2 separate regions of the Homo sapiens genome follow, and region 2 is linked to region 1. The links are chromatin contacts, found by Hi-C or POLR2A ChIA-PET in ENCODE. All regions are on one chromosome and are shown on one strand. Each heading gives the region's core, a stretch centred on a gene start or an enhancer-like site at or near the end of the contact. The rest is flanking DNA. Distances are from core to core; before and after follow the strand shown. Region 1 overlaps STAU1 (staufen double-stranded RNA binding protein 1). Region 2 overlaps ZNFX1 (zinc finger NFX1-type containing 1).

Region 1 (6,228 bases), core at 1,301-3,800:
GGTGCATGCCTAATCCTAGCTACTTGGGAGGCTGAGGCAGGAGAATCATTTGAACCCGGGAGCCAGAGGTTGCAGTGAGCTGAGATCACATCACTGCACCCCAGCCTGGGCAACAGAGCGAGACTCCGTCTCAAAAAAAAAAAAAAGATTGCTGGAACCACCGGGGAGACCTGTGAAGGCCCAGCCTTCAAACATCTCCTCAGAGGTTAGGAGTTAATTACAAAGTGACATGAAATGATGCTCTGAGAAGGATCAATATCACTCCCATGGTGATCCTGCCAAAAAACACATAACCAGACCTAATCATAAGTAATCCATCAGAAATACCCAAATTGAGGGCCACTGTACAAAAATAACTGACCTTTAAACATGTCAATGTCATGAAACACAGAGAAAGGCTGAGAATGTACTGCAGATACTAAAGATACTGCAGAGACTAAAGAGAAAGGTCAGCTAAATGTAAGGTGTGAGTCTGCATCAGACACTAGAGCGGAAGAAACATTTCTATAAAGGACATCATTGAGACAACTGGTGAAATGTGAATGTAGGATGTGTATTAGGTAACAGTACTATAGCAATGCTAAATTTCCTCTACTTAATAGATTGTGGTTATTTAAGAGAATGTCCTTGCTCTTAAGAGATACATGCTGAAATATTAGGAGTTAAAGGGTATGATATCTACCACTTTCTGTCAAATAATCCAGCAAAGTAAAAAACAGAAAATAATATGTATATTTATGGAAAAAGAAAAAGCAGGCTGGGTGCAGTGGCTCACACCTGTAATCCCAGCACTTTGGGAGGCCAAGGCAGGCAGATCGCTTGAGGTCAGGAGTTCAAGACCAGCCTGGCCAACATGGTGAAATCCCATCTCTACTAAAAATACAAAAATTAGCCGAGTGTGGTGGCGTGCACCTGTAATCCCAGCTACTCAGGAGGCTGAGGCAGGAGAATTGCTTGAATCCAGGAGGCAGAGGTTGCAGTGAGCCGAGATCATGCCACTGTTCTCTAGCCTGGGCAACAGAGTTAGGCTCCGTCACAAAAAAAAAAAAAACAAAAGGAAGGAAGGAGCAAGCAAATATGGTAAAATGTTAACCACTGGTTAATCTAAGTGAAAGTTATATTCATTGTCCTATTCTTGTAACTTTTAGATAGATTTGAAATTTTTGAAGTAAAAAATTGAAAAAATGTCTAGGTAAGAAAAGTGAGCCTCCAAAATGGATGCACTCTTTTTTTTTTTGGTGTAGGGGAAGGAGGTAGCGGAGAATGGGGGGTAGGAATTCAGCACAGTGGCCAGGAGCAGAGGTGTGGGAAGGACCTGGCCTGCTTAGGCACCCGTGGACTGATTTTAAAGAACTCCCATAGGTGCCGCCCACACCCAAGGGCAGAGATTCTGAAACACTTCTTCCCACAACAGTGCTTTCCCTGTCCTCAGGTTAGACTTTGGAGGGACAGGTCAGCCACCCTGATGGCTCACTTCAAATGCACAGCCCACCCTGGCCCTCTCCAACGGCTTGCATTGTCTGCCCACATCAAGATCCCCCCAATCTAAATCTGGAGGATCACCTGGATTGCATGTGGTGTGAGCATGTCACAATTGTCTCCCGATGACCGTATCCATCAGCACCATCACATTTTCTAACTAAAACTGTATGTTTTATCAGAAGTCAAACTGGCTGGGCACGGTGGCTCATGCCTATAATCCCATCACTTTAGGAGATCAAGGTGAGTGGATCACCTGAGGTCAGGAGTTCAAGACCAGACTGGCTAACGTGGTGAAACCCTGTCTCTACTAAAAATACAAAAATTAGTGAGGCATGGTGGTGTGCACCTGTAATCCCAGCTACTCAGGGGGCTGAGGCAGGAGAATTGCTTGAAGCCAGGAGGTGGAGGTTGCCATAAGCTGAGATCGTGCCATTGTACTCCAGCCTGCGCAACAAGAGCAAAACTCCATCTCCAAAACAAAACAAAACAAAACAAAAGTCAAGCTGTATATATTTTTCCAAAAAACTGTTCCTGTCTTCCCCTATTAAAACACCTAACGAAGCTTCCTATGTGACAGATTTAATTACCAAAAACTTAATCAAAAATTATTCTGTTCATTTATTCAGTAACTATTTCCTAAACATCTAATACATGCCAGGCAACCTTCCAGCGGCAAAAGAAAGGAAAGACCTTGCTCAACATAATAATGCAAGCTAGTAAAAAATTCCTGATATTTGAGTTAATGAATATAAGCACTCACGCCACCAACTACATGCAAGCTGTGATAAATTACTTTAAAAGATCACCACGAGAGGGCACTCCTACAATTCTTTTATGTGACTACTGTCAAGATTCCTGAACACAGAGTTGAGAGCCAGATCTGAAACCTTAACAAAAGTGAAGGAGGAAAGGAAGCAATCTGACCCCAAATCCCACAGAACAAAAACATAAAATAGCAATCTCTAAGTTTCCAGAAATCTCAGTGACTCTGGGTAGCAGCAAGAGTGAGCAGGTGGTAAGCTTCTCAGGAATCCAAGGCTCTGGCCCAAGCCGTCAACTCTGCACATGAGGTGACCCGGGAAGCCAGCCAGGCATCTCCCACTCCCCACGGTCTTGGTACCCCTCCCCCACAACCTGCAAAAATCCACTCTCATGACAGACTAATCTGTCAGCAGGGGAGAAAAGCAACACTTCTCCCCTTTCCTGAAACAGGTGCCGGGGGAGACCTCATGACTCCTTGGGATGCAGCTCCCATCTTTTTCCCACTCAACTGTGAGCCCAAACAGCCATTCTGAATGTCCCCTGTCTCATTCCCTCCCCAAGTGCATCCCAGCCTCCACTGATGGAGGGAGAAAGGCCAGGGAGGGAATGTAGGGCCAGGTGAGAAGATTCCAGCCCTAGATCCATGTCGGTGCTCTGGACTCCAAGAGAACAGTGTAAACCTGCTCTTACCCACTGAGGGTGGAGGGGCAGGAATGAGTGTCAGAGGAATGGAGAGGAACAAACAAGCCCTCGTACCCAGGTGGGCCACAGTAGGGAGCCCTGGCAACTACAATCCCACCTCTGGCCCATGGCAGGCAGAGAGGCATCAGCAGGGTGAGGTGAGAAATCATCATCACTCGGCCAAAGGATGGAGCACTGAAGCTGGGTTAAGTTTAGGGTGCTAGCACATAGGAGGAGAAGGTATACATCACCTGTAACTGTAAAGAATACTTCAAAGATATTTTACAGGAATATAAGCTTCAGATAGGCTTTTTAAGAAATAAGCCATAATCAAGCACGTAAATCAAAAGAATCTGCAAAGAATCTGCTGTGGGTCAGACCTTATTTCTAAGGTAAACATTAAAAATTCTCCCTTACTGGGCCGGGCAAGGTGGCTCACGCCTGTAATCCCAGCACTTTGGGAGGCCGAGATGGGTGGATCACCTGAGGTTAGGAGTTCGAGACCAGCCTGACCAATATGGAGAAACCCCGTTTCTACTAAAAATACAAAATTAGCTCGGCATGGTGGCGTATGCCTGTAATCCCAGCTACTCAGGAGGCTGAGGCAGGAGAATCGCTTGAATCTGGGAGGTGGAGGTTGCAGTGAGCCGAGAACACACCATTGCACTACAGCCTGGGCGACAAGAGTGAAACTCATCTCAGGGAAAAAAAAAAAAAAAGCTCTGGGTTGAAACCCGGGCGCCGCCAAGATGCCGGCTCATTACTCTTCTCTCATGGATCCTGACACCAAACTCATCGGAAACATAGCACTGTTACCTATCAGAAGTCAATTCAAAGGACCTGCCCCCAGAGAGACAAAAGATACAGATATTGTGGATGAAGCCAACTATTACTTCAAGGCCAATGTCTTCTTCAAAAACTATGAAATTAAGAATGAAGCTGATAGGACCTTGATATATTTAACTCTCTACATTTCTGAATGTCTGAAAAAACTCCAAAAGTGCAATTCCAAAAGTCAAGGTGAGAAAGAAATGTATACACTGGGAATCATTAGTTTTCCCATTCCTGGAGAGCCTGGTTTTCCACTTCACGCAATTTATACCAAACCTGCAAACAAACAGGAAGATGAAGTGATGAGAGCCTATTTACAACAGCTAAGGCAAGAGACTGGACTGAGACTTTGTGAGGAAGTTTTCGACCCTAAGAATGATAAACCCAGCACGTGGTGGACTTGCTTTGTGAAGAGACAGTTCATGAACAAGAGTCTTTCAGGACCTGGACAGCGAAGGGAGCCCGGGCAGCCGCCATCTCCAGAGCCCTGGGCAGCATTTTCCAGCAAGATGTACACAATCTTTTGCCTTTATTCGTAACGTTTTATATAGAAGAGAGAAGAGCATGTCTTTACTTGAAAAACTCTTGATCAAGAATTTGGGTGGGAGAAAAGAAAGTGGGTTATCAAGGGTGATGTGAAATTTTCTGCAGCATTAAGCTGGCGCTTAATAAAAATAAGTAACAAAAAAAATTCTCCCTTACCTCCCTCGTCCATTTGGATGAACTATATGTCTTTTAAGGCAACATATATTAAAATGTACCTTATTTCCCACTTTGATCAGACAATTCATTGATTATTGTTTTTAGAACACAAGGTCTCAACAACAAATGAAGTTATTAAACAGGAATTGAGGGCAGACGCTAGACAATGACAAAAACTGAGTCCTTTTCAAAATTACTCTGAAGAGACCTTTAGGGACCACAAATGCTTTTGAGACTGATCTAAGTGATGAACTAGCCCCTCCACCCTTCCCTATCCAGAAGAATACACATATGAACACTAACACAACCATCTTCAGACTGCTTCAGGAGGTCCACACACCAACTGAAGCCATCATGAACTCTCTACACATCCATGAATGCCCCTTAGTTACGGACTCCCAGAAGAAGAGAATAAACACTGCTTCACTAAATATAAAGTATGAATCTTAAATTTGGAGGTTCACATTATGTGAAGATTATTCCAATGATATTTAGGGGAAAAAATAACTCTTATGATGAATGCTAACAGGATTTTAGAATACAAAGTCCTACATGTAAAATTAGCTTACCTCGAAATTCACAGGCAAGTTCCGTTTAAGTGCAATCTCAAACACTTGACTTATTTCAGATTTATTGAGATTTTCTTCTTCGGATTCTCTTCCATTCACCTGTAAGAATAATTGTTTAGTAGTTAGCTCTTATTAAAATAGTCAATGGCCAGGTGAGTTGGTTCATGCTTGTAATCCCAGCACTTTGAAGGCTAAGGCAGGAGGATAGCTTGAGCCCAGGAGTCTGAGACCAGCCTGAGCAACATGGCAGTTTGAGACCAGCCTGAGCAACCTTGTCTCTAAAACAAAAACAAAAACAAAAACAAAAAAACAAAACTTAGGTGGATGTGGTGGTGGTACATGCCTGTAGTTCCAACTACTTGGAGGGCTGAGGCAGGAGCATTGCTTGAGCCCAGGAGATCGAGGCTGCAGTAAGCCATGATCATGCGCCACTGCACTCCAGCCTGGGTGACACAGCGAGACGCTGTCCCCCACAAAAAAACACCCATCAACATCCTAGCTGCAATGGTAAACCTTAAAAGCACTGAGCTTTGGCTTTATGAATTTAACCACACACATACCAAGTGTCACTGAATTTAAGAGGTTAAAAAGATACATGTCCTGTCAAGTTTGAGTCAAATTGTACCTCATAAGTTCACCAAAAACAATCCGCACATAATAGACCTTTGGATATGTGTCAGCCTGACTGTGGTTCAGCAAGATGTCACTGCTGCTCGGAACAGTGACTTCCAAAAGTCCTTCTCAAGTAGTGGGAAGCCACATTTTGGAAAAGTCAAAATACAGACAGATATATGTGGGACGTGGCAAATTCAGATTAAGTCTGTCCACATGAGTATGCAGGCTTATTTGAACATAAATTCCCTGGAAACCACTTTTTTTTTTTGAGATGGAGTCTCGCTCTGTTGCCCAGGATGGAGTGCAGTGGCGCGATTTTGGCTCACTGCTACCTCCACCTCCCAGGTTCAAGCGATTCTCCTGCCTCAGCCTCCTGAGTAGCTGGGATTGCAGGCATGCGCCACCACACCCAGCTAATTTTTGTATTTTTAGTAGATACGGGGTTTCACCATGTTGGTCAGGCTGGTCTCGAACTCCTGACCTCATGATCCACCCACCTCGGCTCCCAAAGTGCTGGGATTAAGGCGTGAGCCACCACGCCCGGCGGGAAACCACTTTAAGAGAATGCAGCCATGCGCATGGCAGT
Region 2 (6,228 bases), core at 2,050-4,549, 110 kb after region 1:
CAAAAACCAGAGTCTCTTGTCCTCCAGGCTGGAGTGCAATGACACGATCTTGGCTCATTGCAACCTCCACCTCCCGGGTTCAAGCGAATCTCCTGCCTCAGCCTCCCAAATACCGGTGATTACAGGTGCCCGCTACCATGCCTGGCTAATTTTTGTATTTTTAGGAGAGACAGGGTTTCACCATGTTGGCCAGGCTGGTCTTGAACTCCTGACCTCAGGTGATCCACCACCTCAGCCTCCCAAAGTGCTGGGATTACAGGCTTGAACCACTGTACCTGGCCAAAAACCAGTTTTGATCCTGTAAGAACGTCGGTTCTCATCCTTTTCTGACTCAGAATGAGATGAAAGCTGTGGGGCCCCACCTGGAAAACTGTATAGTTTGTTATAATTTCAGGGAGTACTTACCACCCTACCCCCAGCTTAAAAATTATAAGTTATCCAGTAGCACATACCCTAGATACTAAAGAGTGTGTTCAAAGCTATTCATTCAGGCTGCACCTAAGTCACCAACAGAGGGTCCAATTCAGAAAATGATGGCACAACTGTGTGATGGAGTACAGTTCAGACTACTGTCTTACTGGATTTTACAGAAAGTAGGTTATTAGGCTAAAAAAGCCAAGTGCAGAACTGTGTACTTTTTCTTTTCCTTTTCCTTTTTTTGAAGCAGGGTCTCACTCTTGCCCAGGCTGGAGTGCAGTGGCTTCACTGCTCACTGCAACCTCGACCTCCCCAGGCTCAGGTGATCCTCCTACCTCAGCCTTTGGAGTAGCTAGGACTACAAGTGCAAGCAACAACACCTGGCTTATTTTTGTATTTTTTTTTTTGTGGAGATGGTTTCGCCCTGTTGCCCAGGCTGGTCTTGAACTCCTGGGCTCAGGCCATCTGCCCAATGTGGCCTCCCAAAGTGCTGGGATTACAGATGTGAGCCACCATGCCTGGCCTAAGGGATGTGTATTGCATGTGCATAAGTTCTCTCTGGGAGGACTCAGGAAGTTAACAGGGTTTGCCTCTGGAGAAAGAAACTTCAGGTATACCCTTTTGTACAGGCTGAAAAAATGTTCTTTTTACCGTGGGTAAAAATGATTCATTCACCAGCTAAATAAAAATCCTGTATCACAAAAACAAAATCACAGCCTCACTGTAGACAGTGCCTTCCCTGTGCCCGTCTTCACTGTCTTTGGCTGAGTTGCTTCTGAAAATTGAGGATACACGTGGACCACTGATTTTCTCAATCATTGTTTTTAATTGGCTTTATAAGCTAAAGTGCATAGTAAAGACAAAAAAAGGAAATGCATACATAGGAAAGGGACACTTAGAAAGGACCTGAGATACCTAAATGTCTGTTCTAAGGAACACTGGAAGGAGGGAATGCAGATGCAGGCAGCAGGCCTGGGTCTGGCTTCTGGCCTGGGTTTGGAGCCTGCAGAAGCTGCTGGCATGCTAGCTCTACCCAGGGAACAGCTCCAAGAGGGAGTGTTGGGATGAAGGATCACACTTGGGATAGGTGCTGCTGGTACCAAATGTGATTTTAGCTCCATTCAGGGCCCAGGGGTAACCAGCAGTGCCACCAAACCTGTCAGCAGGTAAAGAAACTTCTACCATCCCAAAGTGCAGGTTACAGGAAAGGGGTCACTCCTTAATGACGACCTGGGCCTGCTGCATAAGGCCCATCTTATGCAGCATGTGGGCTGTCCCATCTTCCCCACTCTCAGTGACTATGTAACTGTGTCAGGGTGAGTTGGTGCAGTCTTTTGTCTTATCACGTGCCTCCATCTCCTGGAGGCAGGGTGCCCAAGGAGGGCAGGGAGGGGTTCTTGTGCTCCTTTAAGGGATAAGCAGTTCATAAACAACTATGGGCCTCTGTTTATTATGAGAGTTAGTCTGCAAATTAGGGCCTGGCAATTAGAATCGGTCTGCATCAATGAGCTCATACTCTGTTCCTGGGGAACAATGTAGAATAAACATCTGACCAAGTAAAGACCCAGAGATACCACTAGGTGGCCCTAGGTGGAAGCCCCAAACATGTTCCAGGGAGTCTGTCCACTAATTTGCAGGAGAGAAGGGGTGAGATTTGTTAACTTTGCTCTCAGTTCTGGAGATAAAGTGCTTACTCTAGCGCAGGGGTAAATCTAGAAACAAATGTGGGTGAGCCCTAAAAGTGGATCCTTAAGTAGGTGCTAAGACTAAAAAGAATGATTTTTTTTTTTTTGAGACAGAGTCTTGCTCCTGTCGCCCAGACTGGAGTGCAATGGCATGATCTCAGCTCACTGCAACCTCCGCCTCCTGGGTTTAAGCGATTCTTCTGCCTCAGCCTCCCAAGTAGCTGGGATTACAGGCGCCCGCCATAACGCCCAGCTAATTTTTGTATTTTTAGTAGAGACGGGGTTTCGCCATGTTGGTCAGGCTGGTCTCGAACTCCTGACCTCGTGATCCGCCTGCCTCGGCCTCCCAAAGTGCTGGGATTACAGGCGTAAGCCACTGCGCCCAGCCTAAAAAGGATGATAATAAAAAACAAACTTCAGTTCCTTCATTAGGGAGCTGGCCCCAGTCATTCAGTGGCGAGGGCAAAAGGCAGTGGTGTACCATCTTCCTACATCATCCCCTGGATCTCCTCAAAGTTCATCAGGTTGTTGGCCGTGTCAGACCAGGCAGCATGCTGGGCTCCATCCATTTCAGAAGCAAGCTGGTTGCTTCTTTCCAGAGTATGATTTGTGCCACCAATCACTTCCTTACAGTCAGGACACGTGCCCCTCTCCATGGCTCCCCCACAATCGCCAATCACATAGATATGGCCATTGCGGCACTTGAACCAGTGACCACGAGGATAACCTATGGCACTGACAATCTGCACTCGCTCTTCCTCTGAGATGCCCAGGCCAGAGCAGGGAAGGGTGGCTTTCAGAGCTTCCATCTTTTCCTGCACAAGTTGTTCATCCTCTTGGGTGAACTTACATGTTTTCTCAAGGATATTCTGGACACTATAGACCTCTACTGCTATGCTATCTTTCACCTTCTTCTCTGCTATCTTGTAGCGGGTCAGAAGGTTCACCAGGTATGTGAGCCTCTGGATTTCACTTCGGAGGTCACTTAGTTCCTGGCTAGTGAAGCTCAAGCGCTTCTTGGCCAGCCACTCATGGACCTGTTCTAGTCGAGTCCTCACTCTTTTCTCTTCTAAGACATGCATCTTTTTCAGGGAATCCCACAGGCTGGCCAGGTGGTCATAGAAGCTGATGTAATTCTCAACCAGACCCAGGTCCTTCACTGACAGATTTTTCTGGGCCAGCTTCTCCTTTAACATCAGGAAGTCTTCAGGAAGCAGCTGGTGGAGGAGGCTCTTCCTCTCCAGCAGGGCCTTAAGCCGTTCCTGGCTGGTTGCTATTTCCCCTGCTGAGCCCTGGATCTTTTCCTTGATGATTTCAATCTCTTCTAGCCGCTGTTTTATGCTAGTTCCATACCTCAGGTTTTTGCGGATGGGCACCTGGCAGATAGGGCAGACTTTCAATCTGATGGCGACTTCATCATCCTTCTGTTCATTCATGTAGCGGTCTAGGGCTTGCACCTCAAAGATGTGGCTGCAGTCTTCCAGCTGCACAAAGCGGGCATCAGGCTCATCCTCAAAGCCAAAGAATATTTGGGTGACCTCATCCATGTGGCAGATCCGGCATTTCTTGGGGCATGGCTCCCCACAGAGACCAATGCAGGGGTGGCCACAAACTAGCAGCTTAGTACAAGGCACATAGCATGGGGGTCGGTTGCAGGGCTCAGAGCAGAGTTTGGTGCACTGGTAGTGCTGGCAGCGCCAGACACAGGGTTCCACGCAGGGACTACACAGCTCCCCACATTTCTTCTTGCACTGGCTGTGGACACAGCGGTTCTGACAGGTCCGCTGGCAGGGTGGGCACTCACCAATGCATGGTTCCTGGCACTTGTGTGAGCAGATAAGCAGGCGCTTGCAGGGCTGCTGACAGCGTTCATGGAAACGCCCTTCGAAGCAGCTGTGGCAGGAGCCTGGGCAAGGATGCCCGCAGTCCAAGATAGTGCCACACTTTGTGGTACACTTGACTAGCAGACCACCATACAGGAGGCCTTCCACATGACCACATTTTACCGGTTGACTGTGCCCACACTTGAGTTTTATGGTGACCATTTCTGAACACAGCTGCACACAGTCCTCACCACATGGGTGGCTGCATCTGTGCCCACATCTCAGAGACTTGGAGCAAGGCTCCTGGCAGCAGAAATCTGACTCAGGCACGGAACAAGGGACCATTTGTTCATGGCCGCACCGAGGAATGGTTTTGGGCACCTTCACCTGACAAGGCTGACACTCCTGGAAGCAAACAAGGGGACACCGGTGCCCTTCCTGACAGATGACCTTCTGGCATGGCTTCATGCATTGGAACTCCTTGTGTGAAGAGTCATAAGGGTGGCAGGCACGGGTGCAGACATGCCCACAGCCCAGGCGGAACTCGCAGGGCAGGCTGCAGCCTCCTTCGGGTACTTTTTGGAAGTCAGAAGCTTTGGATACTAAGGTGTGGGTTTCAGGGTGGTTCTGGCAGCAGAGCCGGAGCATGGGGCCTATTTGATTGTTCTCTCGAAGTGTATGAATGATCTTGCTCCACAGGGGCACCTTGGCCAGCATCTGCATGTTTCCGATGCAGTACATTCCCTTCTTGGCTCGGGACAAGGCCACACAGATGCGGTTGGATATCTGCAGAAAACCCACCTTGCCTTCTTGGTTGCTCCGCACTAGCGAGAGGAGGATGATGTCATTCTCTTCCCCTTGGTATTTGTCCACAACATGGACCCTGACGCCAGCAAATGTCTTGGCAGGCATCAGTTTGCGCAGGCAGAAGAGCTGCCCGGTATAGGTAGTGAGGATGGTGATCTGGGAAGGCAGGTATTCCTGGCACAGGAAGTACTTGCACAGCTCTACCACAAAGTGAGCCTCATGCTGGTTCTGATGGCTTTTGCCCTCTTGGATTTCCTGTTCAGGAAAGTTGTGTTCTACAAAGAAAAGGTTGGAAGACACCCCCTGACAGGGAAAAGAAGTGACATGTTAAAAGGTTCACTCATGGCACTTGTTTTTTTCTTCCTCTCTTGACATGCACTGGCCACTTACTCTGCTCCAGAGAGAGACCTTGGAAAGCTTTTTGTCCACTCAACATCACTATCTTTAGTTCTTTAGTTAGTCATTGTGTGCTTCATTTTGGGGCCACAGCAAGTTATGAAAATAAAAGATTATGTCTCTTTCAGTTTTCAAGATACTTGTTTGATGTTAATATTTAAAAAAGCTGGCTGGGTACAGTGGCTCACGTCTGTAATCCCAGCACTTTGAGAGGCCGAGGTGGGTGGATCACCTGAGGTCAGGAGTTTGAGACCAGCCTGGCCCACATGGTGAAACCCCGTCTCTACTAAAAATACAAAAATTAGCTGGGCGTGGTAGTGGGCGCCTATAATCCCAGCTATTCAGGAGGCTGAGATGGGAGAATAGTTTGAACCCAGGATGCAGAGATTGCAGTGAGCCGAGATCATGCCACTGCACTCCAGCCTGGGTGACAGACAGAGTGAGACTCCATCTCAAAAAAAATAGAAAATAAAACAGCCATCCACAATCCAACCATTATAGCTGAAAGAACAAGCAGTGCTGTGAGGAGGATGATGATAATGACAGAGCAGCTAACTTACTGAGCACTCCACTGTGCTGACTGCTTTATATACATTACCTCCTTCCATACAGTAATGGGATATGGCAGGAGCCATTATTCTTATTGTCCAGAAGAACCTGATACTCAGAATTTATTTATTTATTTTAAAAAAAGAGACAGTCTTGCTATGTGCCCCAGCCTGGTTTTGAACTCTTGGCCTCAGCTGACAATTTTTTTTTTTTGAGACAGAGTTCACTCTTGTTGCGTAGGCTGAAGTACAGTGGCACGGTCTTGTTGGCTCACCACAACCTCCACTTCCCAGGTTCAAGCGATCCTCTCGCCTCAGCCTCCCAAGTAGCTGGGATTACAGGCGCCCACCACCATGCCCAGTTAATTTTTGTATTTTTAGTAGAGACGGGGTTTCACCATGTTGGCCAGGCTAGTCTCCAACTCCTGACCTCAGGTGATCCACCCATCTTGGCCTCCGAAAGTGCTGAGATTATAGGCATGAGCCACCACACCCAGCCAGGCACATGCCACCGCACCCAGCTAATTTTTGTATTTTTAGTAGAGATGGGAT

Evidence for each region. A loop is a pair of places that touch in the nucleus more often than their neighbours do. ChIA-PET counts read pairs that join two places held with the same protein, here RNA polymerase II (POLR2A). Pooled maps may share reads with other maps.
Region 2: a pooled map shows a loop between it and region 1 (2.8-fold over the local background). The contact joins two enhancer-like sites. A Hi-C loop is called at or near these places in 1 of 168 maps with a recorded cell type or tissue (endothelial cell of hepatic sinusoid) and 2 of 50 pooled maps. POLR2A ChIA-PET finds 5 or more read pairs at or near these places in 8 of 52 experiments (A673, GM10248, Panc1 and 5 more).

Annotation. Positions count from the first base shown.
Region 1 is chr20:49,130,806-49,137,033 of GRCh38, forward strand. STAU1 (staufen double-stranded RNA binding protein 1) reads right to left here. Exons shown (of 14, transcript NM_017453.4): 6 at 5,028-5,126. It also overlaps the pseudogene ARPC3P1. Among named protein-coding and RNA genes, the nearest start is that of STAU1, 54 kb to the right of the region's middle. Within about 2 kb of position 2,551, at least 2 of the 41 ENCODE cell types and tissues checked have a DNase peak (open chromatin) inside an H3K27ac peak, as active enhancers do.
Region 2 is chr20:49,244,677-49,250,904 of GRCh38, forward strand. ZNFX1 (zinc finger NFX1-type containing 1) reads right to left here. Exons shown (of 14, transcript NM_021035.3): 14 at 1,224-5,035. The coding sequence ends at 2,591. Among named protein-coding and RNA genes, the nearest start is that of DDX27, 28 kb to the left of the region's middle. Within about 2 kb of position 3,300, at least 3 of the 41 ENCODE cell types and tissues checked have a DNase peak (open chromatin) inside an H3K27ac peak, as active enhancers do.